Linked DNA regions of Homo sapiens: region 1 is linked to region 2. Evidence: chromatin loops called from intact Hi-C (ENCODE). Cell type or tissue: endothelial cell of umbilical vein. All regions are shown on one strand. Each heading gives the region's core, and the rest is flanking DNA. Links, peaks and the distances in the headings are about the cores only. Region 1 has its middle 26 kb from the start of SNX13. Region 2 overlaps PRPS1L1 (phosphoribosyl pyrophosphate synthetase 1 like 1).

Region 1 (15,578 bases), core at 3,023-11,022, 54 kb before region 2:
AATACAGCATCCAAATTTAATCCTAAGCATCCACTTTTGTGCTTTCTCCCCTCATACCTTATAATGACCCCTCTACCTTTTCTGATTCACAGGTAACTCTTAAACTAAAGGTACAACAGACCCAACAGGCAGAAAAAGAGCCTGCAAGGCAAGAGAATGAGACCCAAATGCTGCACCAGTTCAAGCTGAAGTACAAAGGAGGCCAAAAGTTTACCCTGCTGTGTTCGATTTTTAAAATTCTATAGCCCATTTTAGGTTAAAGATCCTATCTCCTCTTTTTTCAAAATGTCTAACCCCATCCCAAACATGAGAACCATTTTTTCTACCCTCTTCCAAATGTGAAACCTGCTGAGCAATTAAAAAGAACAGAAGTCAATAGGCACTGAGGAAAAACATGGGTCTCAGAGTTGGTTTGTGGTAGGGACAAAACATTTAAAGTATTAGTATAAGCCCTTTAACAAAAGTAAGAGAATTCTTTTACTTTCAGAATTTTTATTTGCATAACTTCATTTAATAGACAACTGATTGAACTTTGATTATAAAATAATTATGAAAACCCCAAAATGAATGTGACTGCTTGCCATAATTGATGCAGCTACAGTTTGAAAATAACACATGAGGCAAGGAGAGGACGCAGCAGAAAATTTAGAATAATAATATTTTAGGCAGTAACTGTTGATGAATGCCAATTTTGAATTATTTTAAAAACCAGAGATTAATAAATAGTTTTATAGGACACAGTTTTATAAAACTTAAAAGTAAATTTTTTTGTGAACTCTCTAGAGAATAACTTTTGGCAAATATACTAGTGATGAAACACTTTCTATTCTGTAATAATTATATTGCATGCAATCATTACTTTGTAGGTCTTTCCTCTACTACATTGAGCTTAATAAAGTGCTTATCTTTGTATCTGCAGGTCCTATACAAAATGTAACTCAAATGTTTGCACACTTACTTAATTTACTTATTTATACCTTATATTGTTATGGAATACATTCTTGAGAGTTTACATTAGAATCAGTTCTGAAGCTTTTTATAAAACAAATGCTCAGGCCCCACTCTGCACATAGGGCTAGATATGTTTTAAAAGCTGTACAAATTGATATACATGCTATGAAATGATGGATATATAGAGACATGATGGAAACATTCCTGCCAAAGTCAGGAACAAGGTAAGGATAGCTATCAGCTCCACTACTACTAAACTTAGACCAAAGCTACTAGCTGGTGAAATCATACAAGGGAAAATAAGCAGCACTGTAAGAATTTGAAAAGAAAGGACCCAGTGCAGTAGTGTGTACCTGGCAACTGAAGTCCTAGCTACTTGGGAGGCTGAGGTGGGAGGAGGGCTTGAGTCCTGGAGTTTGAGGCCAGCCTGGAAAATGCAGGGAGATCCCATTTCTTAAAAAAAATAAAAAATTAATAAATAAATAAAGTAGAAAACAAAGAGTAAAACTGTATGTAAAGACATATGATATGTTGGTGTACTGAGAACACAGAAGATAATGCTAAGACTAACACAAGTAAGAAAAAACATTTAATAAGGTAGCAGATATTAAAAATATATAATTAAAGAAACAAATGTTTAAAATAAGGACAGAAAGAAATATTTAGAAATAAATCAACAAAAACTGTGCAAAACCTATGTAAGAAAAACCTTAAAATATTCAAATGCAGAAAGTAGGCCTGAAATAATGGAAAGACATCCCTTCTCTTTGGGAAAGAAAACTCAATATTATAAAGACGTAAATTCCCTTCAAGTTAATATATAAATTAAATGTGATCCCAGTAAAGATACTCTGAAGTTGTTGTTATTTGATGAAGATAGATTAATGCTAAGATTCATGTGGAAAAATAAACATGCAAGAATATGAAGGGAAACTCCAAATAAAGAAAAGCTAGGCTAGGCGCAGTGGCTCACGACTATAATCCTAGCAGTTTGGGAGGCCAAGGTGGGCAGATTGCCTGAGCTCAGGAGTTTGAGACCAGCCTGGGCAACACGGTGAAACCCCATCTCTACTAAAATACAAAAAATTAGCCCGCCATGGTGGCATGTGCCTATAGTCCCAGCTACTCGGGAGGCTGAGGCAAGAGAATTGCTTGAACCCAGGAGTTGGAGGTTGCAGTGAGCCAAGATCATGCCACTGTGCTCCAGCCTGGGTGACAGAATGAGACTCCATCTCCAAAAAAAGAAGAAGAAGAAGAAGAAAAACAAAGCTGGCCAGGCGCAGTGGCTCACACCTGTAATCCCAGCACTCTGGAAGGCTGAGGTGGGCAGATCACCTGAGGTCAGGAGTTCGAGACCAGCCTGGCCAACATGGCAAAACCCCGTCTCTGCTAAAAAATATAAAAATTAGCTGGGCATGGTGGCACACTCCTGTAATCCCAGCTACTCAGGAGGCTGAGGCTGGAGAATCTCTTGAACCCAGGAGGTGGAGGTTGCAGTGAGCCGAGATTGCGCCATTGCACTCCAGCCTGGGTGACAGAGCAAGATTCGGTCTCAAAAAAAAAAAAAAAAGCTAATGAGTGGGAAGTAGACTTACATGACATAAAACATACTTTAAAGCCTCTATAATTAAAAAAGTAGAGTGTAGATGCAGGAATAGAGAGACCAATAAAACAGAATACCAGGTCCAGAAATAGATCCAACCAAGCACATAAGAAATTTAGTAAATGATAGATGTGGAAGTTTGTATCACTGGGGGGAAATGATAGTCTTTAACAAAAATTGTATTCAAATATTAGAATTTTGGAGCCAGGTGCAGTGGCTCATGCCCCAGCACTTTGGGAGGCTGAGACAGGAGGATCACTTGAGGCCATGAGTTCAAGACCAGCCTGGGCAAAATAGTGAGACCTCGTCTATACAAAACATTAAAAAAATTAGCCGGACCTGGTGGCATGTGCCTGTGGTCCCAGCTACGGGGGAGGATGAGGTGAGAGGATCACTTGGGCCTTTGGAAGTTGAGACTACAGTGAATGGTGATCCCGCCACTGTACTCTATCCAGCCGGGGCATCAGAGCAACACTCTGTCTCAGACAAAAAAAAAAAAATTTGAAAAAAGACAAAATTAGATCCATACTTCATCTATTCAAAAGACAATTCTCCAAACACATCAGGTATCCAAATGTAAAATATTAAATCATATAATTACTAGAAGAGAACATGAATGAGTTCATTTAAGACATGAATGTCAGTGCCGCTACACACATGATCCCATACCAGACACTGTATATAGGTGATCTCAATGAAAAGTTGCTCAAAACTCAGTGAGGAAGATACATTGTCATCATACCCACTCTGTCGATGGAAAAACCTGATGCAGATAAGCTATGAGATAGAAGGCCACATATTTCCCTGGGTGGTCTCTCTCAGCCTGATCATGTAAATTAACACCTTATATTCATAGGGATATTCAGAGTCTAAAGAAGATTTTAAGAAACAAGGTATCATACCCATTACAGGCAGCCTTGCAGCCTTCTTCAAATTCCTCATGCCACAGAACCTGCAGTGTAATGACACTAGTTAAGTCCAGGCCTTTTCGGGAAAAGCAAGGGAAGATACTGCCGAAAGGTCGCAGGCTCATTGCAGACGATCTGAAGGCTGGAGCTGTGCTGAAAGTTTTCTTCTCTAGCCATCTATAATACATAAAGAAGCTGCTCATCGATAAGCTGAAGGGTGTCAGCTTCATTAAGATGAAATTCGAGGACATCAAGGATTGGTCCAACCTAGTAATGCCACGAGAATAATGGGGATTTTTGCCAAACCTGACCATGCTAACATGACATATCCAAAGACTCAGCTTTAGCACTCACTGCCTTTATTATTGATTTGTGACAATCTCTGCGACCCTGGGAACCTGGGGACAATTCTGAGATCTCCAGCTGGGGAAGGCTGCAGCAAAGTGTTACTCACTTTGAAAGGATGTGTGGATGCCTGGGAGCCCAAAGTGCTACAGGCGGGTATGGGTGCACATTTCCAAGTGCCCATTATCGATAATCTGAAAACGAAACAGTGCCAAATTACCTGCCCCCTGACACCCAGGTCTGTGTGGCTGACAACTGAAGCCTTTATGCTCAGGCTCAGATGTCTAATAAAGCCAGTGACCATGGCTGGGTGTAGGATTGGCGATTCCTGAAGTTTCACAAGTATGAAGAAAAGCAAGGTCTAGAAACTGGAGCCAGTAAAGGTTTGCTGCCTGTTATTGAGGTTCAGAGTTATGACTTGGACTGGACAGAGGCACCAGCAGCTGTAATGGTTGGTGGCGTGACCTACGGCATGATCCTGGAATCTCTGTAGTTTGCCGAGAGCCCTGCGGGCAAGAGGCTGCTGATCCCTGTTGCACCTGGAGTGGACAGCCTCAACTCAGCCATGGCTGCACGCATCCTGTTTTTTGAAGGGAAAAGACAACTGCGGGTGAGGGCGGAACACTTGAGCAGGGACAGGAGTTACCACGGAGAGGGGACAGAAAAGTGAGTTCTGCTGAGGACATCTCCAGCTCCCCCTATGCTGGCACATCGTTAGGAGGCTGGCAGAGTCGGAAACTGTGGCCTCTCAGTTGGTGACTGTGGCCTCCATGTTCAGGAGGCAACAGGTAAGCATGATACCATCATATGGTTATAGGAAAAATCAGAATTTCCATAAATTTCTGCTATTCCTCAGAAATAACAGGTCAAAATCCTTCCTGAGAACCCCCATCTCTTCACTGATTTTGAGGTTATATCTTATTCTTTTCCTTGGTGACAATACAAATAGGGGATCCACATGGCTCTGTATGTGTGTTTTTAAAAATTGTCCACTGAGAAGCATTTCGTGCCCAGAAAGCTCCTGAAAGCATCATCTCGGGCAGGGAGGAATTTGCTCCACCAGCTGGTGGGTGTTTTGCAATCATCGAGCACTGGTTATAGGTCATGGCCAAGTCACTCACATGTGATCATTGGTCAATGGTAAATAAAATAAAGTGTAGAACCAGCAGATTACATTGAAAAGTTTTATTTGTGTGATCAAAAAAATAAATAAAATAAAACAGGAATGTAGGGAAATCCTTTCTAACTATGACTCAAAATCTAGAAGCATTAAGAGAAAATATTTTACTTTGCAGCTCTTATTGCCAAAGGGATTTTTATCCAGTGGAAGGCTGACTTCACCAGAGCAAGAAAAATCAGCCAGAGGCATCTGGGATGAATCTTGCAGCTACAGGACCAGCACCCAGACCATCTGTGAGATTTGGGCAAAACTGTGCTCATCAAGTGCAGCCTACCTCTACCCTCACAGTGTTGCCCACTTCATTCAACTGGGATTTTTTTCTCTATTAGTACTCCACCAAAATTAGAGCCTCTAGTCTGTTTCTCCAATACCCAGAGGCCCTGCATAGAATTTACTACCATTTTCCTACCAAAGGCCACATCCTATTCCGGAATTCCCCATACTATTAGTCGTTAACTAAGGACCTGCTTTAAAATAATAACTCAGAACCAGAATGCCATCAAATTGACTTCCTCTGGTACTTACACTTCCTTGTACATATTTATACCCTGATATGACATGGACCCCTTGCATTACCTGTCATCTCTAATAATTACTGCACAATTGGTTCTTCTCAAATAATGACTCCTGTTAGGACCAAGACCAGGGCTTCTTTCAACTTTGCATTTTGGACTACTAGCTTGGTTTCCTCAGTTTTTTACCTGCAGTGAAGTCACTCTTCTCAGTGATGCTTTTCCCACACTATCCTGCCTTTCCTTTCCTGTGTCCAGTCCCTATTGCTAGAATTAGCTAGCTTTCTTTAATCACCAAATTGCCTTTTATTATGCTGTGGCAGACATTATAGCGCTCACTTATATCTGTTCTTTCTTTCTGGAAACGTATTGCATAAAACTTCCCTGTCCACCTTTTAGTTAGGTGATATTGTCTTAGGTCAAGTTTCCCAGATCCAATCTGTAAGACAAGAATGTATATGCAAGTGATATATTAAGGAAATATTCTCAAGGAAGACTGTAAGGAAGTGATAGAAGCAAGACAGAGAATGAAATAAAGCCAAGCAAGGCAAAAGTCCCACACATGGTAGGCTTTAGGAAGATCCTACAAGAGAATTTTGGAGGGAAAACAATTTCTCAGAGTTATCCCAACCTGAAGCAAGGGAGCTGAGCTAATATTCCTGTACAAAACAGTCTCTAATCAACAGCCACAGACAGGCACGGTGGCTCACGCCTATAATCCCAGCACTTTGGGAGGCTGAGGCAGTCAAATCACTTGAGCCCAAAAGTTCGAGACCAGCTTGGGCAACATAGTGAGAGTCCATCTCTACAAAAAATTAGCCAAGCATAATGGTTCTCACCTGTAGTCCCAGCTCCTTGGGAGGCTGAAATCACTTGAGCCTGGGAAGTCAAAGCTGCAGTGAGCTGTGAACACACCACTGCACTCAGCCTGGGCGACACAGTAACACCTTGTCTCAAAAAAAAAAAAAAAATCAACAGCCACTTCAAAGTATGCACCAGGCATTTCTGGCTCTTGATGCAAAGGGGCTCCAGTAACCCAAATGGAAGCTATTGAAGAAGAGTCACAGGTGCTGGCCATTGAACACATGCCAATCAGGGATTTAAGCCAATGACAGACATTATCTGTTTCAGGTCTCAAGTGAGTAGTTCTCTGGCCAATGATTTTTGAATGGAAATTATTGTCACAGTGAATTTCACTTTCCGTGTGCACTCCTCCAGCAATTTTTTCTCCTTCCTTGTGTCAATCTAGAAGTCTATCTGCTTTAGAAAATGCAGCACCATAAGGTGGTAGAGTCTGGTCAGATTGCATCTTTGAGTTATGGAGGCAGAGCCTTCTTCTGACCTATGTTAGACATTTCTATTAAGTGAGGAATAAACTTAGTATGTGTTTGTTATTATAGCACATCCTCTCCTATCCTGACTAATACATATCCCATATATGCATTTTTCATTCAAAAATATTTGCTGAGCAAATATCATGTGCTAGATATTATGCTAGAGAATATAAAGACAAAAAAGAAATGTTCCTTTTCCTCAGAAAGCCCCTTATCATAATAGAGTCTAGTTAGTGCCATGATAGAGATATGTGGTGGGACCCAGAATGCTTTGTGAACAATGAGTAGGAGACTCTAAAAGAGACAGCAAGGCCAGGCAAGTCTCCTTAGAGATTCCACATGAGTCACATTATAAAGCATGAGTTAAAATTAGCTAGAAAAATAAAGGGGCTGGGAAAGGAAGGTCAACAGAAGCAGCCAGAACATGAGATGCAAAGTTCTGATTTGTGAAGGACAGGATACACTGATGACTCACTAATATATAACAATATACAAAGTAGTATTTTGATATTTTATTTGTTGTAGCTTGGCCTGTCAGATTGAACCACAGACTAGTTAATTGACAGGAAGTAATTTCAAATGATGAGCTAGTTCATGACCTAAAGCAAATTATTATTTTACTTCTCTGTGTCCTGTTTACCTATTCTGAAAGATGAAAGTACTGACCTGCTTCATAGAGATGTTGTTTAATTACTCTTCAAAGTTGCTTTGAAAATATCAAGGCCTTCTCAAACATAAAGTACTAGTACAATTTCCTTAGGAGCTGTGCTAACAGAAGAAAATGTAGGTTTAAATCTTTAGACTGGAATAAATCTAAAGAAGAAAATAATTATTGATTCCTTTCCACTAGTATTAGAGCAATTTCTACTGATACGTCTTTAATGATCTCAGGATAAAAAAAAAATGGTAAAGGTATGATTATTCCATGACAAGAATAGGAAAATTTTTAAAGTTACCACCCCTGGGCCGGACGTGGGCTCACGCCTGCTATGCTAGCACTTTGGAAGGTCAAGGTGGGCAGATCGCTTAAGCTCAGGAGTTCGAGACCAACCTGGACAAGCAAAACCCCATTTCAACAAAAAATTAAAAAAATTAGCTGAGTGTGGTGGCGCATGCCTTTAGTTCAGGTTACTTGGGGGACTGAGGTGGGAGGATCACTTGAGCCCAGGAGGTCGAGGCTGCAGTGAGCCGAGATCCTGCCACTGCACTCCAGCCCGGGTGACAAAGTGAGACCCTGTCTCAAGAAAGAGAAAAAAGTTACCATCACTGGAAGGGGCTTCCAGGGAAAAAGTACTCAGATGACCCATTTTACCCTTTTAAATTTAAATACAGATGATCATGATAACTAACATCTAATGAGCAAAATAATATGTTCTAGAATGGTTCTATGTGTTTTTCCATGTATAATCTTTGGAAATTATCTAGGCAACTTTATCTCTAGATAGTAAAAAACCTAGATAGGTTTATTATTATCTCTGTCTTGCAGACAAGGAAATGCAGGCACAGAGAGTTTAGCAATGTGCCCAGGGCCACTCATTATATTCCACGGTACTCATGATATTCCTGAGTACTTGTGTGGCTCTGAGAAACTCTGTTTCTCTGTGTCTTTTTAAAACATCCACAATTTTCCTTTAGGGCTCACGGGAAGAACAGTACCTTTAAGGTATTTCTATACTCGTGGTAAAATTTCTGCTTATATGACCAGATTAATAAAAGCCGTTATCTTAGAAGGCAAACTGTATAGAAAAGTTCATCTGAATTCAGCTTTTCCCTGACCACTTTTATTGACATTACTCAGTTGACCCGTCTGTTTCCCAATTTAGCTTCCCTCAAGATTGTGGGAAATTTCTGATTTTTCTCAGGAACAATTGTGGATATGACTTTTTTGTGCACCACTGTTTCTGAAACTTCTGCCCACATTTAATGCCACTTCCTTATTAGGAATTATAATTATTAATGTCACTGTCTTACTATTGTCCCTAATTTGTCTCTAGAATTGAGACAAAACTAGAAAGCCTGCCATAGTTTCATTTCACTTACCAGACCAGTCCCTGGCTTTCTTCTTTGCCCATGCTGGTATATGACATTGAGCAATAATACACACTAAAATAATCCCCCATATTTTCTGTTTTTTAAATACCAATAATATGCACCTTCCTGTAGCGTATTTTTAGTGTTCTCAAATGTATTGAAGTATGGAAATCATCTGTGATCTACATACTGAACAAACAATATTAGTATTGCTTAATGTTTCCCTTCATAGACTTTTTTCTGAGGCCCCCATTCAGACTACAGCATTAAAGAAAAGCTAATGTCAATCAAAATTCAAGTGAATTATAACTAGCAGTGTGTGAGCAGTATAATCGATTAGATCAATCTGAAAAGATACAATTATGAAAGCAGAATTGTGTCTGCTTCTCTAGTGGGCATGTCTAATTATTTTTATTTGCATGGAATATTAGTCAGACATTTAATAATTAAATATAGATTCACTTATAGAACAGCAATGCAAACAATAGCTAATATTTATTGACCACTTACTATGTGCCCAGCAGCGTGCTAAGCATTCAGTTTGCATGATTATCATCTAATACCTCCCAAACTCTATAACCTATATCATATATATATATATACATATATAAATAGTCCATATGCTAGTTGATACGCTGATTGATAGATGGCAGAACATATTCCCATTATATAGACTGAACAGATGTTTCATTGATATGGTTTTATGAGGGCTATGAAAATTTATCTCGTCGCCCTACATTAACATGCAGTTTTCGCACTTATCACCTATTTCATGTAGAAAATATCTTTTGTTCTCTAAGGGTTAGATCATTTATTCCAGCGAGTTCTATCAGGAAAATTAGCCTGACATTTAGCAGTCTTTAGCAAGAGTCAAAATTTACCAGAATGAACCGTAAGGAGAGATTAGAGGAGGAAAGGATTGTACCTGGGGCTTAGGATCTTTATCAGTTCAAACAACAGCCAACAAAAAGACAGTATTAGGTTGGAAGAGGCATAATTGGGAGTACAAAAGAAGGAAAAAGAAAAAAAGAGTCACAACTTTGGATTAGAATCATAATATTGGCTAAAGGCAGATATAATTTCCATTTCACACAAAGGGAAATTAAGAGATCAATAACCACACAAAGTTACACAGGTGGTAAAGCCTGGAATCAAATTCCAGGAGCCTGGTTCCAAATCCTTTCTACCATTTTTAAAAAATTATTATTATATAAGAGTGCTGCCTGGATCCGTTGTGTTTTTTCACTGCAAAAGGTGAGATGACTTCCTAAACCCTTCTTTAATCAGCCTAAATCTATGTTTTCTCATGTCTTTTGAGGTTCATGGCTAGCATTGGGTAAAAGCAGTTAGGAAGAAAAGCTAAAGCAGTATAGCCTAGTAACGAAATCTATGGACTCTGGATTCTAAACTTTTTGAGTTTCAAATTCCAGCTTTATCACTTACTGACTTTTCTTTTGGACAAGTTACTTGAACTCCTGCATAGCTTTCCTTATCTGTAAAATGAGCACAATAAGAATGCTACTCTCATGGAGCTTTTTTAAAGGAAAAAGTAATACAAACTGCAAAGCATGCAGAAGAATCCTTTTCACACGGGGAATGCTCAAGTCATGTTGCAAGGTATTTCAACATAAATGGTAAGACACTGTTAGGACTGGGCATGGAGATGAAAATCACAAAGGCAATGAGGATAGAAATCCTCTAAAATAGACAAAAATGGCTTCATGAAAGTGACAGAAGAAACAGAGGAGATGCAGAGGTATGTGTTGGCAAGCTGACTGAGCAAATAAGGTGTAAGTGTTAAATAATGAGGAGGAAAAGAATGCAGTTTAACGTGTAGAAATTTCTAGGGAATAGGGAGGAAGCTTGCTTTGCCTACATTTTGGCTGTTTATAGAAGCAGTGGAAGGCAAGAGCTTCACAGAGGAAACTGTAAGAGATGCAAAGACATGGGAAGAGTTTAGAAGAGATGGAAGGAAGCTATAGAAACAGACAGGATTAAACACAGGTTTTCCCTCAGAGGACTGGGCCATGGGGGTTACAAAGAGATAATGGAAAGGAATGTTGAAACAGAATTTTATGGGAGGAAATGAGGATAATAAACTTGCCCTGGGAAAGTGGGTGGGGAGGATAAGAATGAGGAATTATTAGAGGAGAAAGAAGTAGGAAATTATATTTGGCAGAAAAGAGTCAACAACCTATTTTCCATGCTCTGACAGGCTTAAACATAAACCAGGTACGTAGCCAGGGTTAAGAATTCGAGTAGTTGGCCAGGTGTGGTGGCTCACTACTGTAATCTCAGCACTTTGGGAGGCTGAGGCGGGAGGATCACTTGAAGTCAGGAGTTTGAGATCAGCCTGGCCCGCATGGTGAAACCCCACCTCTACTGAAAATACAAAAATTAGCCAGGCATGGTGGTGGGCACCTGTAATTCTAGCTACTTAGGAGGGTGAGGCAGGAGAATCGCTTGAACCCAGCAGACAAATGTTGCAGTGACCCAAGATTGAGCCACTGCACTCCAGCCTGGGTGACAAGAGCGAAACGCTGTCTCAAAACTAACTAAATAAATAAAATAAATTAGTCAGGTGGCAGACAAAGTAGAATTTTTCAGAGGACGTATTAGCGTTGGCTCTCTTCTAAATCTTCATCTCATAGACCCATCTGCTTGACCCAGAAAAGCTCAACACTGCCATGACATACACACACAGACTTAAGGCTTGATCCATGATGTGCATGAGTAGTTAGATGTAGAAATCCTTTTTCTACTTGTGACTGGGTGAAAATTTGGGGTAGGAATGGCTGTTCTCAATTTTTGAAACTGTCTGGGTTCTTTTATAGCTACTCCATTAATTTTAGGGATTCTGACAAGAGTATGGTTTTAGAGTAACCTAGTTAAGGAGGTGAGATATTAGCTTTCTAGACCTCACACAAATTAACTGTTTTATTTTATTAATTTTTTTTAAATTTTTTTTTTTTGGAGATGGAGTTTTGCCCTTGTTGCCTAGGCTGGAGTGCAATGGTGCAATCTCGGCTCACTTCAACCTCCACCTCCCGGGTTCAAGTGATTCTCCTGCCTCAGCCTCCCGAGTAGCTGGGATTACAGGCATGCACCACCACACCTGGCTAATTTTGTATTTTTAGTAGAAACGTGGTTTCTCCATGTTGGTCAGGTTGGTCTCGAACTCCCGACCTCAGGTGATCCGCACGTCTCGGCCTCCCAAAGTGCTGGGATTACAGGCGTGAGCCACTGCGCCCAGCAATTTACTGTTTTATTTAAATTTGAGTAGCTCACACAGTGAACTGTTATGACAGTGATCCTACTGAGTGGTAAAAGCCTCTGACCCACAGTGTATATGTAAGTGAAGCAGGAAGACAAATAGGTTATGATTGAAAGAGCTGGGCTGAATATAATATAATATAATATAATATAATATAATATAATATAATATAATATAATATAATATATACTTTTTTTTTTATTTTGAGACAGAGTCTTGCTCTGTCACCCAGGCTGGAGTGCAGTGTCATGATCTTGGCTCACTGAAACTTCTGCCTCCCAGGTTCAAGCAATTCTCCTGCCTCAGCCTTCCAAATAGGCTGGGACTACAGTCACACACCACCATGCCCTGCTAATTTTTGTATTTGTAGTAGAGACGGGGTTTCACCATGTTGGCCAAGCTGGTCTCAAACTCCTGACCTCAAGTGATCTACCCGCCTTGGCCTCCCAAAGTGCTGGGATTACAGGTATAAGCCACAATGCCCAGGCTGAATATATTTTTGTTCAAGGAATTTAGAACATAAGACATTCTAAATAATTTGACCTTTTGTCTGTGAATAATTTGCATATGTTAATATATTAAATATACTTTCCCAAAGACTATTTTAAAAAATATAGCCAACAGATAATAACATATATAACATTTTTACTTCTAGTAATCTTGTACTGTACTCATTCAATAAAAACCTTTTTTTTTTTTTTTTTTTGCAGAACTTCCAAATTTATAGAGACATAGACTCTACAGATAAAGGATGAAATGGACTCTATAGTGAAGGTCTTTGGTGTACATGTTAAATATGTGAGATTTAAAAATCTTGGACTGATAGGGTCATTTTTATATTAGATATTGAACTGAATTTAAATCTCAACTCTAGGTGGCAGTTTACACCATCACTTACTTTAGTTCTTTTAACAAGCAGTAGATTCATTCACAGTTTTTCCATGAATGCATAATTTTGTGTAAAAATTAGTCCCTGGCTCTCGGTATCTGTTAAAAATAGATTTGATTTTAGGAATAAAATCATGGCTTGAGATGCAGGTTTTCCATGTATCTTGTCATTCTTGGTTTCATTAAGCCGACAGAATAAAGCAAAAGAAAATAGATAAAAATGAAGGTTTTAACCGAATTTTTTGGAGAAATATAATATTTTAAAATCATAGCAATAGTTCTACATCAAAGTTGTGCTTCTATCGTGCAGAATAGATCTTAGTATGAATAATTTTTCCATGAATACCCTGATTTTCAGAACTATCAAGGATATTTGAGATTCTGGGTTTTCTGAGATTGTTTAAGCGTATTGATTTAATTGAAGGAAAAACTGTCCTACAGAAAAGGAAAATGACTCATAGCTGTGTTTCTTTGCATCTTATTGATGAAAATAGCCAAAGCTGGAGTTTAATTGGGTTGTCAAGGACCAAAATACTCAGGCTGCCCAATTAAAAGCAATATATCGGCAGGGCGTGGTGGCTCACGCCTGTAATCGTAGCACTTTGGGAGGTCAAGACGGGCGGATCACCTGAGGTCAAGAGTTCGAGACCAGCCTGACCAACACGGAGAAACCTCATCTCTACCAAAAATACAAAATTAGCCGGGTGTGGTGGCACATGCCTGTAATCCCAGCTACTCGGGAGGCTGAGGCAGGAGAATCTCTTGAACCTGGCAGGCAGAGGTTCTGGTGAGCCGAGATCATGCCATTGCATTCCAGCATGGGCAACAAAAGCAGAACTCCATCTCAAAAAAAAAAAAAAAAAAAAAAAAAAAAAAAAAAAAAAGCATATATCAGGCCAGGCGTGGTGGCTCATGCCTGTAATCCCAGCACTTTGGGAGGCCTAGGTGGGCGGATCACTGGAGGTCAGGAGTTTGAGACCAGCCTGGCCAACATGGTGAAACCTGTCTCTACTAAAAATACAAAAAGTAGGTAGGCGCAGTGGCGGGTGTCTCAAAAACAAACAAACAAACAAACAAAAACTCCCCCACCACATACCCCAACAGTCCTGCATGAGGCATTTTGTCCTGATTCATATTTGCAAGAGCCCCAACGATAGGATACACAGAACAACTCCTGGGCACTTATCACATAAAAAACTTGCTACACTTCACAGTTCTTTCATTGTTTCAGTTCTAGCAGGAGAAAAATGCATAAAGGATTTAAATTTTGTCCTAAAATTAGATTTTCTTTAAATTGGGGGTAATAACTGTGTTGTGAGCATGAAATAAGATTATGTTTGCATACAGTGACTGGCACCTGGCATTCTGCATATTAGTTATTCTTATTCTTACTATTCTTATTTTTATTAATAAGAAATGTTAACTACAATCCCAAAGAGACTGGCCAATGTGGCAAACTCATGAGCAGCTTTTATTTAGGGAGTTGCATGCCTTCGGCTCCCCTGGGCCTATCCCTGTCTCCATACTCGCCTATGTGTAAAAGGAACATAGGAAAAAGCCATATGGCATGGGCGTAGGGGGTGAGGATATTAGTCACTGGAGTGTGAAAATTAACAATTTCCAAAATGTGTCTAATTGTTTATAAAAATGAATACAAAATTATATTTGGCAAAACTTGGAATCATTTCTGCATTTCTCCTTGATATATATGTGTGTGTTATGTGTATGTATATATATATGTGCATATATAATATAAATGCATATATATTTATAATATGTGTGGATGGAGAGAGAGGTATACATTTTAATGTCATCACCATCTGCACTCTCAATTTATTGAATGATATTCTTCAGGATTTATGTAGAAGTCAAAGGTACCAACCCTATTAATAGAATGTAATCTCTCATTTCACTCAAGTTCCATTTATAAATTATTCACATAAATATGTCTAAATAAAAACATCTTTGGCCAGGCGTGGTGGCTCACGCCTGTAATCCCAGCACTTTGGGAGGCCGAGACGGGTGGATCACCTGAGGTTGGGAGTTCAAGACCAGCCTGACCAACACAGAGAAACCCCATCTCTACTAAAAATACAAAAGTAGCCAGGCGTGGTGGCACCTGCCTGTAATCCCAGCTACTTGGGAAGCTGAGGCAGGAGAACTGCTTGAACCCGGGAGGCGGAGGTTGCGGTCAGCCGAGATCGCGCCATTGCCCTCCAGCCTGGGCAACAAGAGCGAAACTCCGTCTAAAAAGAAAAAAAAATTCTCTATCTTACAACAGAATTGATCCCCTATGGCATAGTTCCCTAACAGGCGTGCCACATAGGAATAAGTAATAGCTATATTAACGTGTTCATCCTTGAAGGCCTCAGGGCTCCTAGGTGGGGCCGTAGCAGTTGTGCATGGGGCCAGTTGCCCTCAACAGTTAAAAGCCTCATCTATTTAACCCAATGTGCTATAAAAATATTCTTCTATGCATAGCCTCATGTGAAAAAAGTTGGAGAGAACTATTCTAGCATTGCCAGGTATTCTCATTATCAAGGTCTGAATAT
Region 2 (15,578 bases), core at 3,846-11,845:
GATCCTTTGGAGGAAAAGAGGCATTCTGGTTTTTGGAATTTTCAGGCTTTTTGTGCTGGTTTTTCCCCATCTTTGTGGATTTCTCTATCTTTCGTCTTTGATGTTGGTGACCTTTGGATGGGGTCTTTGAGTAGATGTGCTAATCCTTTCTGTTTGTTTCCTGTTTGTTTCTTTTCCTTCTAACAGTCAGGACTCTCTGCTGCCAGTCTGATAGAGTTTGCTGGAGGTCCGCTCCCAAACTTGTTTGCCTGGATATCACTAGTGGAGGCTGCAGAGCAGCAAAGATTGCTGCCTGTTTTTTCCTCTGGGAGCTTCGAGCCAGAGGGGCACCTGCCAGATGCCAGCCAGAGCTCTCCTGTATGAGGTGTTTTTTGGCCCCTACTGGGAGTTCTCTCCCAGTCAGTATACATGGGGGTCAGGGACTCACTTGAGAGCCAGTCTGACCCTTTGCAGAACTCGAACTCTGTGCTGGGAGTTCCGGTGTTCTTTTCAGAGCCACCAGGCAGGGACGTTTAAGTCTGCTATAAGCCCCTGACTGGGGCTGCTGCCTTTTTTACAGAGATGCCCTGTCCAGAGAGGAGAAATATGGCAGTCTGGCCTCAGCAGCCTTGCTGAGCTGCAGAAGTCTCCACCCAGTTCGAACTTCCCAGTGGCTTTGTTTACACTGTGACCGTAAAACCACCTACTCAAGCCTCAGCAATGGTGGATGCACCTACCCCACCAAGCTCGAATGCCCCAGGTGGATCTCAGACTGCTGCTGTGCTGGCAGTGAGAATTTCAAGCCAGTGGATCTTAGTTTCCTGGGCCCCATAGGGGTGGGACCCGCCCAGCCAGATCACTTGGCTCCCTTGCTTCAGGAACCCTTTTGAGGGGAGTGAACGGTTCTGTCTTGCTGGCATTCCAGGCGCCACTGGGGTATGGAAAAAAAAAAGAGCTCCTGCAGCTAGTTCAGTGTCTGCCCAATTGGCCACCCAGTTTTGTGCTTGAAACCCAGGGCCCTGGTGGGGTAGGCACCGGAGTGGATCTCCTGGTTTGCAGGTTGCGAAGACTGTGGGACAAGCACGGTATCTGTGCCGGAGTTCCTCAGGCTCAGACCCTCACAGCTTCCCTTGGGTAGGGGAGAAAATTCCCCGACCCCTTGTGCTTCCTGGGTGAGGCAACGCCCAGCCCTGCTTTGGCAGCTCTCCATGGGCTGCACCTACTGTCCAACCAGTTCCAGTGAGATGAACTGGGTACCTCAGTTGGAAATGCAGAAATCACCCACCTTCTGTGTTGATCTTGCTGGGAGCTGTAGACCAGAGCTGTTCCTATTTGGCTATCTTGAATCCATTTCTCGACCAATGTGTTTTCAATGCAAAGAAAAAGATTTGCCTATAAGGCACTTTTAAAACCAACTGTACTTATATTAGTCTATTTTATGCCTCCTCTCACTGTTCTAAGCACTGTAAGAAATAAAAAAGTAGAGCAAATGGTCATTTCTTACAGAATCCTTCCAATCCTCCTGTGAACGGCAGGACTAACAAAACGTATGAAGCAATTAGGAAAGAAGTACTAAATTGTTAAAAAAATATATATATACTGGGTCAATGTACCAAAGAGCTGGAGGGTCCAGGAAAGACTTTATGTTGGGATTCCTACTGGAGCTTGCCTTTGAGCAACGAGTAGGACTGGAACATGCAGGGAAGAGGAAGGAGGGCAGATTATGTGGAACCAACAGCATGAGAAAAGGACTTGGCCTGTGAGCTAATCATATCTGACTCTTGGGAATTCTTGGGAAATTTGATTGAATGGACCATGGTTTTACAGGACCAACAGGTTCTTATGCCCACTGTACAGTAATAAACCAATACACTGAAGGGTTTGCAGCAGAGAAAGAGTTTAATAATCACAGGGTGGCTGAGTGAGAAGATGGGAGGAGACCCTCAAATCCATCTCCCGAAGGAGTTCGGAGCTGGAGTTTTTAAGGGAATCATGGAGGGCAAGAGGCTAGAAAATTGGGGTTATTGATTGGCCAGGGTAAGGGGTATAAAATCATCAGGATGTGAAAACTGCATTCTTTGGTGAGTCAGCTCCTTGTGGGGTCCTTCAACTGACATTAGTAGTTTTGCTGGTATGTAGGAGTTGAAAGAATATCTCAAAGGGAAAACTTAACCTTTCATAATGTTCAAGTTGTTATCTATAGAGCAGTTAAGGGAGCTATAATCCAGAGTCTATGTGATTCTAGAACAACAGGCACCACACAACTATGAGGAAGCAGGTCAGAAGGCAAGCTGACCTAATGATTAATGCTGAATGTGCTGCAAGCTCAGTTTATTTTATAAAGTTTATAAGGATAGTTTCATTGGGAGTTTTTTTTTTTTTTTTTTTTTTGACGGAGTTTCGCTCTTGTTACCCAGGCTGGAATAAAATGGCACGATCTTAGCTCACTGCAACCTCTGCCTCCCGGGTTCAAGCAATCTCCTGCCTCAGCCTCCTGAGTAGCTGGGATTATAGGTGCCCGCTACCATGCCCGGCTAATTTTTTGTATTTTTGGTAGAGATGGGGTTTCACCATGTTGGCCAGGCTGGTCGCGATCTCCTGATCTCAGGTAATCCACCTGCCTTGGCCTCCCAAAGTGCTGGGATTACAGGCATGAGCCACCATGCCTGGCCTCACTGGGAGATTCTTAACAGCCAAACAGAAGAATTTTTCAAATGCAGTAGACAATAGAAAATTAATATTGGGCTTTTGAACATCAGAATGATGAGATTAAAAGGATGCTTTTGAAGGTTACTATCAGCATTTCGTAGGCGAAAGTATGTAGATACATATTAGTGGCAAGGGAACAGGTAGAATTGACTTAGGTCAGCCTTGTTAGCAAGCACATGGGGACCTCAGCAGGGAGCTGGTCAAGGCCAAAACTGGGTGGAGAGCTACTCACAGTGGCAAAGATTAGGGTGTGGGAAGTGAGAGGGTGGCCCCAGTGAGATCAGACGGGGGCTCCAAAAGCAGAGCACCCAAAAGACACAGCAAGCTTGGGCATGATACCAGCAACTGCCAGCATCAGAAGAGTGGATTTGATGGGCAGAAGGCAATGATAGGAAATCTAGGTAATGATGCAGAAGAGTTGAACAGATGTGATAATGCAGGAGGTGCAAGAGAAACCAGCTTCTCCTCAGGAAAGGACATAGACACTAAGACTAGCAAGCTTCTAGGGTCTTCACATCACCTGGGGCTCAGGGTAGGGCCGCAGTCTAAATGGGTACAAGGGCACAGAGCTGATAGAATATAGAGAAGAAGGCGAATCAAAGGAAAAAGCTAGTCTAATGGCTAACATAAGAGGGAGGATCAGAGGGTGACAACCCAAGGAATGCCCAGACACCCGAGGCTGGGTCCTCATATGGCAGACCTTGGGCTTAGCCACGTTGGTGGTAAAGGAGAAACAGAGGGCATATGGAACCACCACTGTGGGTAGCTGTTCCATTGCTGTGGTTAATTTAAAATCTGCACCAGGTTGCAGATTCAAAGGTTTTGAGCCTGCTTTTGTTAGGATTGGTTGAGAAGCTAGCAAGTTTCTTTGAGAATAGCCAAGGAAGGGGAGGTGAGAGACAGAAAATAGGGGTTGACCCTTGAAGCTGATGCAATACTGCAGGTAGCAACAACCTATAATTTAACTTTTTGATATTTTAGCCTACTGATATATGTTTTGAAGAAGTACTTATGCTTAAGGAGTAGAGGAAAGACAAAACTTGGGAAAACTTGAGAGGTGTACACATTCAACTTCAGTATAATTTTGAATAACTCTCATGTTTAGGAATGGGATTTTCTTATTTATTTACATTTCTGATTACTTGAGTTATTTAGAAAACATTTTTGGGCATAGGTTTTTCCTACATCTGTTTTTCTTGGGTTAGCTTAAATTTCCTGCCTTATCATTAATATAAATTAATATTTCTTCAATAATTGAAGACTGCACATTACTCACAGTCATTACTCTTTACTGAAGAAATAGAAAATTTAGTTTTAGACAATACTTTATTAACTCCAGGACAAACATATTTGTAAATGAGGCCCCAATTTTAGCTTCTCTCATCTATTGTAAGAATTCAGTACATCGTACCGATGATGTTGAGGGTCCCATTTAACTCGAAGAGACTTTGATTCCATGGTTTCCTTACAAGTCTAGGGCACATGCCCATAAGAATTAAAAAGGTTACTCAAAGATTTTGCTTGTTTGAATATATATTAACTATTAAACTTTGCATAAATAGCATTTTAGGGTGTTTATTAAAATTTCCATGTATTACCCAAATTCTGTAATCAAACAGAGGAACGCACAAAGAGTCTTATAAGTGAGTCAGCTAATGGATGGAGATTTCTGTTTCAAATAAATAAAAGGAGAAAATCTAGGCTTTTTTCATGTCCACATAATGTGACCAAAACTCTTCTAGCTGTTTCACACATAAACGTTTATATTAAATTACAGCAGTTGTGCGAGGTATTTTGTCTCTTTTGTGGAAATGAAGAATCAAAGATTCAAAGACATATATTAATTGGTTACTAAGATAGCTGATAGTACAGCTAATATTATAATATTAACAGCTAATGCGCCGTAATACAGCTGTACGGTAATATAGCTGGCACAGCCAGAATTTACCTTAAACTCTAATTCTAAAACTCATTTTTGTTTTCACTGTCCCTTTCAGAAATATGTCTGCATATATAAACTGTTATAAAAGAAATAGTCATAATCCGTTTTTTCCGGATACTGCAGTTGTGAAGTTTACATCAGTATATATTGCTGAGTCAATAAAATAAGTTTAACCCCATAGATTAACCCAAACTTTTTAAAATGTAATAATTTAGTATTTCCCCAAATAAAAGTCAGCTGAGAAGTTGCCCTAGTCTAGTGATAACCTTATGAGAGGGATGGCATTTAAGTTTCGCCTTCTATGCCAGGTCTTATCAATTGATAGTGGCTGCCTGGATACCTGCATGGAGAAAGAATCTGAGGTCATGTCTCAAGTCAGCAGGAAGGAATTCTAGGATCCACGAGAGATGAAGGCCATGGTCATTGTAGGGGAAAGTAGCAGCTCAAGTATTGACCAGAGCTGCCACAGGTATTAGTAAAGTAGCATGTCTTTTGGAATGTTACTGCTCAAAACTGTCTTCTGCACTCAAAATTACCTCAATCAGTCTTGGTTTTGAGGCTTCGTGTTTCCTAAGCTTGCCAGATCATAAGAATCATTGAAGATAATCATTTAAAAATGTTGTTTTCCAAGCCTCTTATCTGAAGATTCGGGAAGTCAAGAGTGGGAAGCCAAGAATTTGATGACCTGGCAAGTTTGGGAATGTATGAGTTGCCAGTGTTTTCAGAAAGCTCCTGTGAAAGATAAAATTCTTATTAATGAGGAATAATTTAAGACATAATTTTCCTAGTAGAGACTTGAGCACTAACAAGCAAGGAGCAAACAAAAGATCAATTTGAGGTTAGGTGCAGTGGTGCACTCCCAAAATCCCAGAGCTTTGGGAGGCTGAGGCAGGAGGATTACTGAAGCCCAGGATTTCAAAACCAGTCTGGGCAGCATAGTGATACCGCATCTCTCTACAAAAGAAAATAATTTAAAAATTAGCCAGGCATGGTGATAGTCCTGTGGTCCCAGCTACTCAAGGGGCTGAGGTGGGAGGATTGTTTGAGTCCAGGAGTTCGGGGCTGCAGTAAGCCCTGACCTACACCAATGCATGCCAACTTGGACAATAGAGTGAGACCCTGTCTTGAAAAAAATTAAAATAAAAAAGGTCAATTTGATGGTGACTGGAGATAGAGAAGTTTAGAGCATGTGATAGCTTACCTACATTATCTGAATCTGCCCCAGCTTGCGGACTTAATCTCATTCTGCTGTGTCTCTTGCTCACTCTACTCCAGCCACACTGAACTTCTTTATGTTGCTGTAATTCATGCATGTTCCCACCTCAAAGCCTTTGCTCTTGCTGTTCTTCCCATATCTTAATATGCCTGGAGACCTTCACAGGGCTAGTTTTTCTAATCCTTCCTTAACTGGTAGGTTATTAAGTGGAAAAGCCAAATGGTAAGTGTATTAGTCTGTTCTCACACTGCTAATAAAGACATACCCAATACTGGGTAATTTATAAAGGAAAGAGGTTTAATTGACTCACAGTTCTGCATGGCTGGGGAGGTCTCACAATCATGGTGGAAAGTGAATGAGGAGCAAAGTCCCATCTTACATGGCAGCAGGCAAGAGAACTTGTGCAGGGAAACTCCCATTTATAAAACCATCAGATCTTATGACACTTATTCATTACCACAAGAACAGTATGGGGGAACCGCCCCCATGATTCAAGTATCTCCACCTGGCCCCACCCTTGACCCATGGAGATTAGTACAATTCAAGGTGAGATTTGGGTGGGGACATGGCCAAACCATATCAGTAAGCAAGGACGAAGAAGAAAAGCACAATTTTCAGTCTGTGAAACAGACACTACTCATTGCCTATTCCACAACCAGAGACTCTTTCATGTTGCAAAAGGGAGGCTCCCTTCCCATGCCCTAAGCAGTGAGTTATGCCAGTCATTACATAGCATTTGCAATGAAATCAAGATGAAAAAAATTAATGGTTTTCCTAGAAAAGAAAGAAAGAGAATGATGCATATAAAAACAGAAGAAGAAAGTCACTAGTTGCATAATAATTAATCAGGATAAAATGTGTTATTTAAAACCATTCAATCACTGCCTTTTCTTTTCTCATTCTTACAGGGTACTCATAAGTATAATCATCTGACTGTATCTTTGAAATAGAATTAGGATTTGGGAAGCATCTTAATAAACACTAACTGAAGCCACTCTGAAGAAAACATCATTAATCATGTCATTGATAAGAGATTCTGTCAGCATTACATTTAGAAATTTATACCCAGACTAAATTCCCGTAAACAACTCCCGTGTGCATTAGGGATTAGAAAAAAATGAAGGCTTCTTTGTTTACTATAACACTAAAAAAATATTGTTTAGGCCCAATTTCTCAAAATGGAAACCACCCAGGCACATGTAGTTTCCCAGTTGCAGAATCTTTCCAGTACAGTTCAGTTTGCACAATACTGCTGAATTCTCTTTAGAAAGTACTGTTTTCGCCCAGTGCTGTGGCTGATGCCTGTAATCCCAGCACTTTGGGGAGGCCAATGGGGGCACACTGCTTGAGGCCAGGAGTTTGAGACCAGCCTGGGCAACGTGGTGAAACACTGTCTCTACTAAAAATACAAAAAATTAGCCAGGTGCGGTGGCACACACCTGTAATTCCATCTACGCCAGAGGCTGAGGCATGAGAATCGCTTGAACCAGAGAGGCAGAGGCTTGAACCGGAGAGGCAGAGGTTTCAGTGAGCCAAGATTGGGCCACTGCATTCCAGGCTAGGCAACAGAGCAAAACTCTGTCTCAAAAAAAAAATAAAAATAAAAAAAATGAAAGTAGTTTTCATTGCATCAGCCATCTACTGAAAATCCACTTAAAAAGCTACAAGGGCTTCTCATTGCTTTTTTAAATAAATGAAAAATCCTTAGGCTGGTATTTTAGATGCCTACTTAGTTATTCCTAGGTTTGCCTATCATTAGGTAAGGTTTATATCAATTTTAAAAAATCAACCAAAGCACAATAGCTATTTAGTACTCTATCAGTCTATTTAGACGCTATTCTTTCTTTCTGCTGAGATGGTTGACTAGACCTATGAGTCACACACTTAATTTCTTCAGGAAAAGGTTATCTAGCCACACCCTTGGCCTTCTATCCAGAGCATGATTTTCTAACAATGAATTTCCTGATTTTCACATTCTTTGCCATCTGGATAGGCTAAGAAACTCAACAAATCATCAAGTTCTGGTTCCTGTTTACTTTATTCCTTCCACATTTATCACTTTCCTCTCTGCTTTTACTATAAGCAGCAAGGAGGAACCAGGCTGCATGTTCCACACTTAGCTTGGAAATCTCAGCTAAATATCCAAGTTAATCACTTAGAAGTTCTGCCTTCCACCCAACAGTAAAACACAATTCATTCATGTTTTCTGCCACTTTATAACAAGGACAGCCTTTCCTTCAATTTCAAATAACATACCCTTCATTTTCTTTTGAGACCTCACTGGAGGCATATTTAATGTTGATATTCCTACCAACAATCTGCGAGGACACATACATTCTCTAAGATGAGAGAAGCATCTCTTCCTTCTGAGCCCTCACCAGAATCTCTTTTAACAACTCTATTTCTACCAACAGTCTCTTCAAAGCAATTTAGGCTTTTTCTTTCATATACCTCAGCATTCATTCAGCCTCTACCATTACCCAATTCCAAGGCCACTTCCACATTCCTACATATTTGTTATAGCAGGACTCCACTTCCTGCTACCAGAATCTGTATTAGTTTCCTGGGGGGCGGGGGAGCAGTAACAAATTACTATAAACTGGGTAGCTTGAAACAACAGAAATTTATTCTCTGGAGGCTAAAAGTCCAAAGTCAAGGTGTCAGCAGGGTTGGTTGCTTATGGAGACGCTAAGGGAGAGTCTATTTCCTAGCTTCTAGCAGCTGCTGGCAGTCCTTGGCATTTCTTGGCTTGTAGACGTGTCACTCTAATCTCTGCCTCCATCATCAATGACTTTCTCCCTTGTGTCTCTGTCTCTCCAACCTTCTTTTGCCTATTCATTCCTATAATGATATTTAAGGCCCACCCTAAATCCAGCATTACCTCACCTCAAAATCCTAAACTTATTTACATCTGTAAAGATCTTTTATCCAAATAAGGTCACATTCACAGGTTCTGGGGGTTGTGATTTGGATATATCCTTTTGGGGGCCACTATTCAGCCTACTATCCCTTTTGCTCCCCAAATTTCATGTCTGTCCACATATAAAACATGTTCACCTCATCTCAACATCTCCAAAAGTCTCAGCCCATGATAACATCAGCACTAAGTCCAAAATCTCACCTAAATATTATCAGCTCCAAAGCCTCAGATCTTGTCATCTAAATCAGATATGGGTGAGACTATGGGTATAAATTATCCTGGGGCAGAAATTCCTCTCTATCTCTGGATCACGAACATAGAAAACAAGTTATCTACTTCCAAAGTAAAAGAGTGGGACAGGCATTGCGTATCCTTATGCATGAATTGGGTTTACAATATATATCCTTATACATTCCTATTCAAAAAGAGAGAAATTGGAAGGAATAAAAAGGTTGTCAGTCCCAACTCTGAAATCTAGTAGGAGAAATTTAATTAAGTTTCAAGACCTAAGACTAATTATATGTGGCTTGATGCTTGCTATAGACAAAATGTTTGTGTCTCCCCAAAATTCCTGTGTTGAAATCCTAACCCCTACTATGATGGTATTAGGAGGTGGAAACTTTGGTGGGCGATTAGGTCATAAGGGTGGAGCCCCCATGAATGGGATTAGTGCCCTTATAAAAGAGACCCCCAAGAGTTCTCTAACCCCTCTGTCATATGAAGACAGTGAAAAGACAGCTGTCCATGAACCAGTAAGTGGGCCCTCACCAGGCACAGAATCTTCTAGCACCTTGATCTTGCACTTTTCATCCTTTAGAACTGTCAGACGTAAATTTCTGTTGCTTATAAGCTACGCAGTCTATGGTAGTTTATCACAGCAGTCTGGGTGGACTAAGATGATGCTCCACTTGCTGGGGCCACAGCTCTAGCCTCTGAGTCTGCAGCAATGGCTCCATTAGCCTCTGGGCCTATGGCGGCAGCTCAGTCTGCTTCTGGGCTGTCCTCAGCAGCCCCAGCTGGCCTCTGTGCCACTCTGCCCTTAGAGTCATTCATCCTCTCTCAAAGGGTAGTACACATTTGTAGCTGAGTATCAGTCTGTTTCTGGCTGTAGAATCACAGAAGTCCTGTTTCAATCTTATCTTTTATGAGTTCTAAGTTTTATATCCTTCTTAAAAAGGCCTTTTTGGACAGGTGCGGTGGCTCACACCTGTAATCCCAGAACTTTGGGAGGCTGAGTCGGGAGGATTTCTTGAGTCCAGCAGTGCAAGACCTCCCTGGCCAACATGGTGAAACCCCATCTCTACTAAAAATACAAAAATTAACCAGGTGTGGTGGCATGCGCCTGTAATCCCAGCTACTCAGAAGGATTGCTTGATCCTGAAGGAGATGGAGGATGCAGTGAGCCGAGATTGCTAGCCACTGCACTCCAGCCTAGGTGACAGAGGGATACCCTGTTTCAAAAAAAAAAAAAAAAAGGCCTTTTTAACTATAAAGGTATATGTGATTCCACATTTTCTTCTCATGCTTTACAATTCTGTTTTTTATAACCATTCCTAGGGAATTTATTCTCGTACATCATTTAAGGATGAGATAAAGCTGTGGTTTCCCAATCAGTAGCTAGTTATCTGGCCCTATTGATCCTATTGATTGATCAATGCCTTATTTATCTATAATATGCCAGTTTTATCATATATATGAATATTTGAGGTAATGCCTTTTTTTTTTTTTTTTAAAGAGATGAGGTCTTGCTATGTTGCCCAGGCTGGTCTCTTAACTTCTGGGTTCAAGTGATTCTCTCATCTCAGCATTTCAGCCTCTGGAGTAGCTGGGACTACAGGCATGTACCACGATTCCTGAGTTGATTTAATGACATTTTAACAGAATCCTCCCTCCCTCTCTCTCTCTTTCTCTAAATATGGGTGTGAGCTCTCAGCCAATGGGAATTCGTGTGTAGTGTGACGAACTGTATAAAACAGTTCTCAGGCAATAAGCATAAGAACACTATAGCCTCAGCTAGGAGGCCCACTGCTTAGCTACCATAGGGTGAATATGTTCTGCAGCATGTGTTATTTACTATTCAATGGGCTGTCTTTTGTTTATTTTGTATTTTGTAGAGAAGTTTGTCCCAAATGACTGATTAAGCATGTGGAAATAATAATGTTGAATATGCTTCATATAAGCAAGAAAATAGTGTTACAATGGGTCTTAAAAGTAGAAGCCTTGGAGAGGCTTTTGAAGAGGCACTTTCCAGGATGCAATCAAGGAAGCAGAAGGTTAAGACCATGGAGAAACTAGATATTGGTAAGTGCTAACTGACATTAAAAAGGCCATCCTAAGCATCACTGTGATCTAGATTGACCAACAATTGTATGAAGATAGCTAGGAAAAAACTAAGGTAGTAGTCTCATCCCCACTTCGGAGACTCTGAGTAGACCGCAGAAGTGGTTGCCAAGGCAGGATATCAGGAAAGCATCTCCATAGGGACTTTGTGATAGCAATTCTCTGATAGAGTTGATTCAGTTATGTACCTCTTTCCAGTAACACAGTCCCTCCACTAAATAGGGTATGTGTGTACTAAATTCCTGTAAGTATACATGAGTCTGTTTCAGGAATATACATTCTGCAATATTAATTTATGTGTCCATTCCTGCATCAATACCACATTTTAATCACTGTAGCTTTGAAATGTTTTAATGTATTGTGACACAGAAAAGATGTTGAATATTTTTGCTTATTTACTTTTCCAGATGAACTTTAAAATAAGCTTGTGTCAAATTCTCTTATCTTAAAAATCCCTTTGGCCAGGTACAGTGCCTCACACCTATAATCTCAGCACTTTGGGAGGCCGAGAAGGACAGACCGCTTGAGGTCAAGAGTTGAAGACCAGCAAGGCCAACATGGTGAAATCCCGTTTCTACTGAAAAAAAAAAATACAAAAATTAGCAGGGCGTCATAGCAGACACCTATAATCCCAGCTAGTGGGGAGGCTGACGCAGGGGAATCACTTGAACCCAGGAGGCGGAGGTGCAGTGAGCCAAGATTGGGCCACTACCCTCCAGCTTGGGTGACAGAGGGAGACTCTGACAAAAAAAAAAAAAAAAAAAATCCCTTTAAGATTTTGATTAGGTTCACACTGACTTGATAGGAAACTATCATGTTTGCAATATTGTTCTTCCTATCCAAGTTTATAATGTACTTATTCAGGTATTTTCTATATCCTTTGGCAACATTTTTTCATACAAATCCTACAGTTTTGGGATTTATTACTGGTCATGTTGTAGATTTTATTGTTTTAGGCTGTGGAAACATTTCTTTCAATTATGTTTTAAAATTATATTTTACTGGTATTTAGGAAAGATGTCATTTTATCTTACATACTTTCACTTTACTGACCTCTCTTATGAATTCTGAGTTTTTCTTTTGATTGTTGGATTTTTTGTTGGCAATCATGACATCTTCAAATAATGAAAGTTTTGGCTCTTTCCTTCTGGTATTGATACCTCTCTTTTTTTCCTTGCCTCTTTCCCATTGGTTTAGAAATTTAATGGGAATGTTTTCAATGTTTCATCATTAAGTATGTCCTTAATTAGGTCTATACCAGATTTTCTCTAGCAGGTCAAGCAAGGTTTGTTCTATTCCTATTTTACTGATAGTTTTATTTTTTCATAATATTGTTAAGATGATAGTAGTAATGCTACTATACTATATATAGTCTACATACATTTCTTTAAGAAATTTATTAAGACTTTTTATGACCTATTATGTATTTTTTCTTTTTAAAAAATCTTTAAAACCTGTGAAACCTGTTATATTTGCTTCATGCATACTTGAAATGTAAATTATGTTTAATTTCTATATTAAGTTGTGATAATGGAGTCATTTAAACCCTATAATACCTTTTCTTGATAACTTATGAGAGTTTTATCAAAATTTCCTTCTTTGATTATGATGATTGTGCGTTTCCATTTCTTCTTATATTCTCGCTGATTCACTTTTCTTTTTCTATTTCCATGTTGAGTTGTTAGGTAGATAAAGATTCATGATGATTATAACTTATTGGTGGGTTTAATCAGCAAAGCACATTCCACTTTTGTTTTGACTAAATCTATCATTGCTTGTTTCTTTTTGTTACCATTTACTTTGTATATTTTCTCTATCTCTTTATACCAAACTTTTTAGATGTGTGTCCTATAAATAGCATATTATTAGGTATTTTAGCTACCCAATCTAATAATGTATCTTTTACAAAATTAACCTATTGACTTTTGTGATAGTATATATTGGGTACTTTATCTTTGCTATGTTTTCTTTCTTTATTTCCTATCTTCAGCTCAATTTGTTGAGTTTTGCTTATTCCCCCCCACCCCCCTGCTCCACCTTCTTTTTCTTTCTAGGAGTTTGGAAGTTATTTATCCCATTCTTTTCTTCTCTGGCTTGCTCCTTGCCCTTGAATTTTAGAAAATACCTTATTTAAACTCAGGTTTTTCTATAATGTGAATGATTGTTGTTAATAACCTCCATCCAAAACTAGACAAGATCCTTAATAAATTTACACTAACCCTAACTCCTCCCAGCCTCAAAATTGCTTCATGATGTGGCCCAATTTTATGTGAGTTTTACCTTAATAACGGCCATAATCTTTACAGTAACTTCATAAAAATTATTTTTCTGTCAGTGTCACTTCTTTTTTTGCTTACCACCATCTCTTTTATTCTATGTGTTCTTCTTGGCTGTATATATTTTTTGTTTTCAGTATCTCCAAGAAGTACTTTCAGGAAACACTAGTGGTAGTAGTTTCTGAGTCCCTTAATATTGTCTTCATATGTCAATGATAGTTTGGCTAAGCACAGAAATTTAGGTGAAAAATAATATTCCTTTAGAACTGTGAGGAAATTATTCCATTTTGCTTACAGCCCAAGCGTTCAAATGAAAAATTTAAAGCAATCTGAATATTGTTTCTTTAAAACTTTCTTGTTTTTGTTTTACTCTTTAGAAATTCTTAGTGATTTTTTCTTGGAGATCAGAAATTTCACATGATAAATCTAGGTATGGTGCTCTGCACCACCCCTCTCCACCCCACACATATATGCAGATATTTTATTGGTTTTCCCTAAAAAGGACAATAACAACATTTTAAAAATATAAATCTGAGGTCATTTGAGGGGCCAACAAAATACAAGGAAGGGAGATAAAAATTAAATGTTTAAATTTAACAAAAGTCACTACAATGTCACCTAACATCTACTACAATGGTGGTAATAAACTAAGGAAGATTAAGTTACAGCAAAAATAACTAATATAAATATTAGAGATTACATAGCAAAAAGTGGGTTTGCCTTCCAGAAGACTATGGTACCCTGACCATTTGGGGCCCAGTAGGATATTTAGCAATGAAAAGGTCAAGATGGGTGGAGGTAAAGCTAAATCAAAAGGAACAGGTATAACTGAGAATCCAAGATAGATAGTGTCCAAATAGATGGTGACAGATCAATCTTCCTCCTCTCAAGAAGCATTTACTGTACTTGTTGCTTCCTCTCAAGATCCCAATGGCTGCTCAAGCTGAAAGTTGCCTATTCCTGCTGTTGAGGGTGTTCAGCAACCAGAATTAATTTTGTGGTGGCTCAGGGCTCTTGCTGCAACTGAGCATCGAACTTGGAGAATTTGTGACACAAAGTGGGGGTTTGGGGCAGGGGGTAGATTGGGTGGCTTTATTGCTAGTTGTTCTGAAAAAAGAAAACTCCGAAGCATTTACATGTAAGCTTTCCAACCACTTTCAAACACCTCTACAAAACACCCTCAGAAGTCTGAAATCTTTGCAGCAGAAGGGCTGTAGTTAAAGCTGCTGGGCTAACAAAATCATCAAAGAAGCCAGATGAGACAACCCAGTCAGGAAATCCTAGTGATTATTCTTAACCTGTTTTTCCCTAATTTAAGGTAAACTCTTATATACCTGATGTGGGATGTAGAAAGTTACACTGGAGCAAGCTGGATCTTCTGCTGAACTTTTAATCAAACCTAAGAAAAAATAAAGGCAAGGTTTGTTTTTATTAATCTTATTTTATTTTAAAATAGCATAACCTAGAAGTTATTCTGTTATAAAGGAACATGGCTGAACAGGTAGGAAACAGATTCCCCATTATGAGTTCTCCTTATGGCTTCTGCAAGGATCATGGAGATGTCAATTACTCGTATTTTGGAGCAATGCTTCATCTTCTCATCTTGAGGTATGGTATTGGTGACTACCACTGCTTCAAAGCATGCAGTGTTGATGCGAGAAATGGCTGGGCCAGAAAAGATTCCATGAGTCAAGATAGCATAAACTCTGGTTGCTCCAGCTGAGAGAAGTTTGTCAGCTGCGAGGCAGATTGTAACACAAGTGTCTGCCATGTCATCTACAAGGATAGCCACACGATCATTCACATCTCCCACTAGCACTATGCAGTCCACTTCATTGGCCTTCTTCCGTTCTTTATGAATCAAAGCAAAGTCCACATTCAACTGGTCTGCAATGGAGGTCACTCTTTTAGCTCCACCAGCATCTGGCGAGACAATAATGCAGTTCTTCCACTCAGGGATATTCTCCCTTATCCACTTCAGGACAGTTGGCTCTGCATACAAGTTGTCTACTGGGATATCAAAAAAGCCCTGAATTTGAGAAGCATGTAGGTCCATGGTGATGATATGATCCGCACCTGCTATAGAGAGCATATTTGCAACAAGCTTGGCAGAGATTGGGGACCGGCTCTTATCCTTCTTATCCTGTCGGGCATAAGGGAAGCATGGGATGACTGCAGTAACTCGGCTAGCTGAAG

Evidence for each region. Peaks named below come from ENCODE experiments on the same cell type or tissue, not always from the same donor. Only the 100,000 strongest peaks of a DNase experiment are listed, where the experiment ranks them.
Region 1: it touches region 2 in a loop (5-fold over the local background); 3 of 110 quality-filtered maps call a loop at or near these places.

What each region holds. Positions count from the first base shown.
Region 1 is chr7:17,958,578-17,974,155 of GRCh38, forward strand. It overlaps the pseudogene MRM3P2. Among named protein-coding and RNA genes, the nearest start is that of SNX13, 26 kb to the left of the region's middle. In endothelial cell of umbilical vein, for the core only: no CTCF peak of the experiment used is centred there; a DNase peak (open chromatin) is centred at 7,224; H3K27ac peaks cover 1,102 bases.
Region 2 is chr7:18,011,967-18,027,544 of GRCh38, forward strand. It overlaps PRPS1L1 (phosphoribosyl pyrophosphate synthetase 1 like 1), which reads right to left. Exons shown (of 1, transcript NM_175886.3): 1 at 14,804-15,578. The coding sequence ends at 14,860. Among named protein-coding and RNA genes, the nearest start is that of PRPS1L1, 8.1 kb to the right of the region's middle. In endothelial cell of umbilical vein, for the core only: no CTCF peak of the experiment used is centred there; a DNase peak (open chromatin) is centred at 7,815; H3K27ac peaks cover 2,163 bases.